Regions from separate parts of the Homo sapiens genome. Here region 2 is linked to region 1. Evidence: chromatin contacts called from ENCODE Hi-C data. All regions are on one chromosome and are shown on one strand. The core of a region is the stretch at or near the end of the contact, and the rest is flanking DNA. Distances in the headings are between cores, read along the strand shown.

What was found. Hi-C counts contacts between places; a loop is a spot of excess contacts on that map. Pooled maps may share reads with other maps.
Region 2: a loop to region 1 is called in a map of naive thymus-derived CD4-positive, alpha-beta T cell, with 8 times the contacts of the local background. The contact joins the promoter of NFIA here to the promoter of USP24 in region 1. A Hi-C loop is called at or near these places in 2 of 168 maps with a recorded cell type or tissue (CD8-positive, alpha-beta T cell and naive thymus-derived CD4-positive, alpha-beta T cell) and 7 of 50 pooled maps.

The regions. Positions count from the first base shown.
Region 1 is chr1:55,213,460-55,217,459 of GRCh38, reverse strand. It overlaps USP24 (ubiquitin specific peptidase 24), which reads left to right and starts at 2,096. Exons shown (of 68, transcript NM_015306.3): 1 at 2,096-2,670. The coding sequence starts at 2,347. It overlaps LOC100507634 (a long non-coding RNA gene), which reads right to left and starts at 2,052. Exons shown (of 1, transcript NR_038320.1): 1 at 5-2,052. RefSeq lists silencers at 1,919-2,428, 2,499-2,688 and an enhancer at 3,149-3,208.
Region 2 is chr1:61,080,583-61,084,582 of GRCh38, reverse strand. It overlaps NFIA (nuclear factor I A), which reads right to left and starts at 2,022. Exons shown (of 11, transcript NM_001134673.4): 1 at 1,765-2,022. The coding sequence starts at 1,791. RefSeq lists a silencer at 2,452-2,746.

The DNA of each region.
Region 1 (4,000 bases), core at 847-3,346:
TTTATTCTATTTATTAAATTTATTAAATATATTATTTATTGAATAATTATTTATTTATTGAATAAATTTATTCAATTTGTTGAATAAATTCCTCAGCATGTACCTTATGACAGCCTGCTTACATCAGTTTAGATTGCTTTGTTCTTCATATGTCACAGATAAACATTTAAAACTTCATTGTGTACCTGGAAGTTGATACTTAATAAAAATTTTATTTCAATATGTACATTGTGACCCAAACCAATTATAGGCATTCCTTCTTGTCATTGTTGTTCAGAAGTGTGAGGTTTCCTTTTGTTACTTTTAATTAAAAAATTGAGACTTTATTTGCTTTGGATATGAGGCCTAGGCTTTATAATGTCGCCTTTAATGGAAACAACAAATACAGTAACTTCATTTAAAAGTAAACAATAGTGACAAATTCACCCTGTAAATCAAATTGCTGGTATTTATAAACACAGGTGGCAAGTTACTAGGTACGAAGGGTTCGTGGTCCAGGGGAAAATATGCCAGCAGAGTGCAGAGACAATGTCTAGGTACCGGCCCTAATTTAATATTTGGTGTATGTAAAGATCTTCGTGAGTGCTGGGCTGGCAACAGCAGGGGTTTGATGGGATGAAAAAGTAAGGTTAGCTGGATTTCAGGTTCAGGAAGAAACCAGGATGAGGACATTAGAAGATGAACTCAGCAAGTATGTAGGAATAGGCATAGGAGATGAACTCAGCAAGAATGAAGGGATATCCGAATCTTGGGAAAGGGTGGGAAAATAACCTAGAGAACTATGGATTGAAGGAAATTGAAGAGGAAAAATAGCAAGGACTTAGGCCCAGGACGGCTTTGAATGCGGCTCAGCACAAATTCGTAAACTTCTTAAAACATGATGAGATTTTTTAAAAGTTTCATCAGCTACCATTAGCGTTAGAATATTTTATATGTGGTCCAAGACAATTTTTCTCCTTCCAATGTAGCCCAGGGAAGCCAAAAGATTGGACACCCTTGGCTTAGATGGTGGAGTCAAGGGAACTAAAGATATGACCCCAGTGTGCCAATGCCAAAGGTGAGAAGAGAAAGCAAAGAAAGCAGGCCTTTAAAGAGGTAGAGGAATCCTCAAAGGTGGAAAGAAACAGGGATAGGATGCTGCCCAAGAGGCAGGGACAAAGAATCGGAGCCAAAGACTGCGGTAAAAATGTGGGAAGGTGATGTCCACGATGTTCGAACGAGTCCGTGGCCGAAGGAAGTAAGAGTCTGGGTTTCTGGAGGTTTTCATACAGAGAACTGGGATTTAGATTTCGGGCTGGAAAAATATATTTTGGACTCTCAGGGGCTTTCAGGGTAAGAGTTCGGTAGAGTTCAGTCAGCTTGGCGGAGACAGGTAGTCAGTTAATGTTGGAAGGAAAATTCGGACAGCTGGGAATTAATTTCAACGGGTTTAGGGTGATTTCGGCAAGGGCTGGCGGGGCTAGGGTCGAGTGTGAATTTCGTCTTGGGTGGTCCACGCGTCTGGTTTGGGCAGGAATTTCTGTGGGCAGCGAGGCGTATTCAGGCAGCGTTGCGGGTGAATCTGCGTGGGATGAGGGTGGATTTCCTTCAGGACTGCGGTGCATTTCAGGCCGGGGTGGAGGTGCCTCACAGCCGCGGCGCAGGGAATTCCCTCTAGGATGGGGGAGCGGGTCGGGCGGCGCCGGCCAGGGAGGGGAAGTCCAACGGGGGTTCGGAGAGGCTCGGGGGACTCGGACGGAGAGAAGCCGGGTCGCGGCTGCGGAGGCTCGGCCGGCCAAGGGATTTCCGCGACGTTCAGCGCTGCGAGCTGCGCGGCGCTGCGGCCCCTCCCGTCCCGGGGGAACCTGTTGCCGGCGAAACAGGCGGGCGGTGGCGACGATGGAGAAGCCTTCCTCGCCTCTGCCTGGCTGCACGGCAGCCCTTTCACCTTAGGCACGCTCCGCGGCGCGGCCCCTCCCTCCGCTCCTTCGTTTAAAACAAACAGAATACGCCGCCGCCAACCCTAGCCTGCCAACGGCGAGCACGGTCGCCTCCCGTGCCGCTTCCGGGAGCCGAGGCGCGGCCCCGCCGCCCGGGGAGGAGGAGGCGGAGGGGGAGGAGGCCAACATGGCGGCGCGCAGGGCTGGGCCGGGCCGCAGCCGCGCCTGAGCGCCTCACCGCACTAGCTCGGCTCGCAGGACCCAAGCCCGCACCCAGCCTGGCCCGGCTGCTGCGGAGCACCCGGGGCAGGAACGCAGGGGCCAACCTGGGCGCGGAGGCGGCGCGGAGGGTGCGCCGCGCGGCCCGCCAGGCCCGGGACCCGTAGCTTCGCCGTGCGCTGGCCGGGGCGGCCAGGAGGCCCAAGCCATGGAATCGGAGGAGGAGCAGCACATGACCACGCTGCTGTGCATGGGCTTCTCAGACCCCGCCACCATCCGCAAGGCCCTGCGCCTGGCCAAGAACGACATTAACGAGGCCGTGGCACTGCTCACCAACGAGCGGCCGGGCCTCGACTACGGCGGCTACGAGCCCATGGACAGCGGCGGTGGCCCCAGCCCCGGGCCCGGCGGGGGCCCGCGGGGCGACGGCGGAGGTGACGGCGGCGGCGGCGGCCCCTCCCGCGGCGGGAGCACCGGAGGCGGGGGCGGCTTCGACCCCCCGCCCGCCTACCACGAGGTGGTGGACGCGGAGGTGAGGAGGGGCAACCCCAGACCTCTGTGGGAAGCCACTGGGCTGGAGTTCCTGGGAGGGGACACACCCCGCTGGGCTTGGTGTGGGGAGAGAGGGCATTCGACTGGGGCTTTAGTGGGGGCGGGGCGGAGAGAGAGAGAGAAGCCCCAGGCTCCAGTTGGGAACCGAAGTCACTTGATTGGGGGTAAGTGGGGAGAGGGACCCATAGGAGAGGCGTGTGAAAGGGAATTAGGGATGCGCAGCGGAGCTGTGGGTTGGGGTGAGGAGGGGTCCCTTAGGCTTCCGGCTATGCACGCCGACGATGGGGAGGAGGCTCCAGGGCTATCATCCGAGATGGGAGGACAGACACTTGAGCATATAGTGGGAAGGATGCGTGCAGTAGGGGGTCGGAAATGGGGTACTAGTGCACTAGGCTAGGTCGGAGATTTTGTGGCACGAGGTTTCAGTGAAGGATTGGCGGAGGCACCAGGCTCAGAGTCAGAAAAAGCGGTGTGGGCCGGCCAGAGTAGTGGTCTTTGACAGGATCACAGGAAAACTGTTGGGGTTAGGAGTGAGGTTGGGGTTTTAGCCAAGGGTCGGAAAGGGGGGGCATTGAGTAGGATTTAAAATGAAGAGGGAAGGGGCCGCGGCCAGGAATGAGGACTTGAATAAAATCAGGTATGAGAGCAGTGGGGATTGCACTGAGAGGGCAGAGGTGGGAGGCCTGGGCAGGGGTGGGAGCTGAGGAGGGTCTAGGCAGGGATGGGGACTGGAATTGGAAGATAGAGCTGGCACCAGGTCTGGGTAAAGAGGGAGTACTGGTCATCGATAAGGTCAGAAATGAGAGAAAATTAGACCGGGGAAAGAGATGGTAGTCATACTGAGGGTGCTATGCAGAGGGGCGCGGAACAGGGTGGGAGCGCAGTGGGGGTGGAGGAGGAGTCTTGAGGCTAATGGCTTTGATCAGAGACCTCAAGTCTAGGTGGAGAAGACTATGCCTGTTTAGTTTGGGGTGTGAGCAAGGAACGTGGGGGAAGAAAACGGACTCTTCTATAATAAAGAAAAAAGATCGACCAGAAGCAGCAGTGCTTTTGAATAATTACTTTGCAGAAACATAGTAGCTCATGGCAGGAATTTTGGTCAGATTCGTTGGGTAGTTCATTTCAGGGGCCAGTAGAGCAGCTTGGCCTGACCACAGAAAAGCACAGATCTCAAATTATTGGGATTGCGTTATTAGGTAGAGATACGAATTTGGTTCGTTCTTAATGAAGAATTAAGCTTAGTGAAGCTAAGCCTTTTGAAACACTTTTTCCTGAGCAGTGTTATATCCTTTTAATTGTATGCTTTTGCA
Region 2 (4,000 bases), core at 773-3,272, 5.9 Mb before region 1:
TCACTATAGTCCGTAATTCATTCAAATTATCTTACACTTTGCATCTTATCCATATGCAATTGTGAACCTTGCCAGAAGTGGTTGGAAAAGTTTCATTCCATACTTCCACAAGTTACTAAAATAGGAACTTTGGAAGTTTGTTAGGAAAAAAAAAAAAAACTTTTACAGTAACTAAAAGTAACTGCTATCCATTATTAATGCTAGGCCTAAATCCCAAACAGACCATTTCAACATAAAAGATGCGTTTAAGAGTCTTCTGAGATCAAATACCCGGTATTATTACTGTTAGATATTGCAATAAGAAGGGATGTCATGTGGGAAATAAATCCAGAATCTAGAGAGGAGAGCGAAAACTACTGATACTTTTTAGCCTTCCAGAAACTATTCCGGTTAAACCGTTATCTCCTACTAAATGAAGGCAAGAAGTGGTAGGTTTTTTAAGGGAGAGGTGAATAAACATTTTATGTGAAGCATATAACTTCATGTAGGTGATTAATGGTCAGATCCTAATGTACCAAAGCAGTATGAAATCTCACGCTTAAAAAAAAAATAGCGCAAAACCACTTTGACTTCAAGCCTTTTAGTCAAGGAAAACAAATAACATATTCAAAGGGGACCGGATTTGAAGTCTCGAAGTAGCAATATTTTGCCTGGGGGTGGGTAGACAAGGGAGGAATGGACAGGGGGGCACGGAAAGGAGAGGCGGTGGGGCGCAAGAGCCCCATGCTCTGAGTTGAGTCGGAGGGGAAAAGTTGCCCCCGTCCTGCGCGCGGAGCGGCCGGAGTCGCGCGGTGGCGGTGGTGGTGGTGGCGGCGGCGGCGGCGGGGGGAGCCGTGTCCGGCCCGGGCCGCCGCTCCGGCTCCCGGCTAGGAGCCCAACTCTGCCCGGCGCTACCCGGCCCGCGGCCCGCGGCCTCCGGCGTTCGGCGCCCTGCACAACGTGGGCTCGTCTCGGCCCCGAAACTTTCACTCCGGGAGAGCCAACGGGCCACCGGCGCGCGGCGAGGACGCAGGCTCCACCCGGCCGGCGCGGGGGAACGCGCGTCCACGTAGCCCCGCTCAGCCGAGGGCTAGCCGCAGCCTGCCCGCGTCCGAGGGGCGCTGTCCGGGCCGGGGCCGGGACGGGAGCCCGCGTCCTTTCCGCGGCCGGACCCCGAAGGCTGACAAACAATAAACAAAAGTAAGAGTTCGGGAAGACGGCGGGGGGCTGCGGCAGCGCAGGCTGCGGGGAGCGGGCCGTTGGGCGCAGGCACCCGAGGTCTCCCCGCACCCGAGGACTGCAGCCGGCCCGAGCGTGCGGGGTGAGCGGTGGGCTCCGTCGGCGGCCCCCTCCCCGGGCGCTGCGGCACTACGGAATCCCTGCTCCCGGCAGCAGAAACGCTGAGCCAGATTTCTGCGTGTCATGGACTGCAACCCCGCCGAAACACGTGCGGGGTGTCCGAAAACACTGCTGTTCCGCAGTCCGTCGCCCCGATATTAATTAACGCATTAATAAGAGGGCGCCATTAGCCATGTGCCCACACAAATGGCCGTGCAAGAGGAATGCACCCGCATGGAAACAAAGTTACTTTCTTTAAGCGGGATCCCCCCCCCCACCCGCGGGCACACGCGCGCACACACACAGAAACACGCGCAGACACAGACACACACCGAGACGCACGCCCTGGGCCCGGCCGGAGCGACGGCCCCGGTGCCCCCCACCCAGCCCCAGCCCTGCCCCCGGCGCCCCGGCCCCCAAGCCCTCCGCATCCACGCCGCGGCTTACCTGGGTGAGACAGAGCGGAGAATACATAACTGCCGGGCGCTGGGGTATGCGTGTGCGTCTGGGTGTGCGGTTTGGAGGTGTGCGTGAGTGTGGGTGAGAGAGGAGAAAGAGGGAGAGAGGAAGAGAGAGAGAGAGAGAGAGAGAGAAGGGGGGAGAAAAAAAAATCAAGCCTGCTTCTTGCGTTCACATTTCCAAGTCGGCTCAACTGCAGCCAGCCAGCCAGCGCTATTGCCGCTCCATGAGCTGAACTTTAACCCCGCCTAGAGTTTCCCTACACTCCACTATACATGCCTACTGTACGCGGGTGTTAAAGGCATAGCGCACCCTTTCCCGCTCCCGCGCCGGCCCGGCCGGGTGCCCGCGAGCTGCCCGCGCGCCCGCCTCCGCCTCCGCTCTGCACCGCACCGCACAGCCGCCGCCCGCTCGCGCCGCCGCCGCGGGGGGGAGGGGGTGTGGGGGAGGGGGCGGCTGCGGCGCCGCGCGGCCAGCCGGGTCCCGAGCCTCCGCGGCCGCTCGCGCTCGCAGGCTGGCTCGCTCGCTCCCCGGCTCTCTCCGTGGCTCGCTCCTTGCTCGCTCGCTTGCTCGCTCTCCCGCTCGCTCCCCGGCCCCCCCGCCCCCTCCCCCGATCAGCGCATTACTGGGTAACGCAGTGAGGAGCAGTTACAGTCTGTACTCCCGGGCAGCTATAGGCTGCCACAGGATGTGCTTAAGCAAACAAAACTACTTTTCCTCGTCCCCATCCCCCCACCCCCGCTGCAGACCTCCGCGGACCTCGGTGGAGGACTTGGGCAACTTTGCCAGGTTGCCCCGCACCCCCCGGGCCACCGCGTGGGCACGTAGAGAACCGAGGAGGAGGCCGGGCGGCACATTTGCATGTATGCAAATTTCTTTGAAAAATCAGACCTCCTAGGTAACTTTTTTTCCCCCACTGAAATGCGGTAAGGCTCAAAGCATTGTAATCTCTCCAGCGAAGCTTTCTGTGGGAATAGATTCGTCGGCAGAGGTAATTATGCACACAATCCTGCAAACTTTGTGCAGCTTCGGTCCTGTGGCATTCAGAAGCGGGGGTGGTGAGGAATCAGTGCCCACAGAAGATTCACCGGATTTGGGGGGCGGGGGTCTGGAGAAAAGAAGGCGGAGATTAATGAGCGTTATCCCTCCCAGGACTGTGAAACTAGTGGGTTTGAACACAGACGCCATAGAAAAAGTTCTATCACGTTCAGAAACAACAGTGGTTTAGCTGTGACATCTTTTACTTTTTAGGAGGAAAAAAATATGTGAAAGGGATGTCCCCTTAGGGAAGGGAGATATTCTGATCCACAAACGCGTGCCCAGAACTGGACATAGGCTATCATTACCGTCCCAGTTTCTGGGACACCTCTGGAAGGGTGCCTTTTAAGAATCCCTTTTTTCCCTCCCCCAGGTAATAGTTCTTAAAATGGAAAAGAGCTTCCTGCAATTATTTTAGGTTTGCTAAAGTATTGTTTTGGCAGAAAAGAGGGGGGTGGTTTTTAGGGTTTGGCAAGTTGCCAGTAAGCCTGCTTTTCCAGTTTTTTTTTTTTAACCTCATATTTTCTCTCTAGGCTCTCCTCTCTCGGAGGGGGGAAAGCCTACCTGCCTCTTCTAAGCCCCCATCCCTTATTTTACTTCTCTTCCTCATGATGGTTTGCAAAATGCTGCATTTGACAACCCTTCTCAAAATTCCAAAAGGAAAGAGGTAGGTATCATGTTGAAAGACACTGGCACACAGGGGAATCTGCCCTTCGGTGGAGGTGACATAACCAGAGAGTCTCTAAAGAGGGGACATTCCTGTAGGAAAGTGAGGGTAAGTGATGTGTTAACAAGTGAGGGTGAGTGATGTGTTAAGGCCACTCTCATTCAGACTTCTTTTCAAAGCAAGGGGCAGGAAATACTGTACTGGAGAAAGAGCAAAAGAGAACCTCTGAAATAATTCTGCATCTGTCTAAAGTTATTTTATGCTTGTACTTTAGTTACTTTATTGCCAAAATAATTCCCGAATGCTCAAGAACCATTCTCTCTCCCACCCTCCCTCCTGAACATCCTTGGAAATCTCTCAAGATTATTTACTAAGGAGTGAGGAGAAATAATGATTTCAGCCTTTAATGAGAGAGTCCATTTTCCCAAACTTAACCCACTGCTTTTCCTTGGTTCCTCTCAGATTTTAGTAGGGGAGGAATGTCCTAAAAGCCAAGCTGTGTTACAGAGACAACATCCC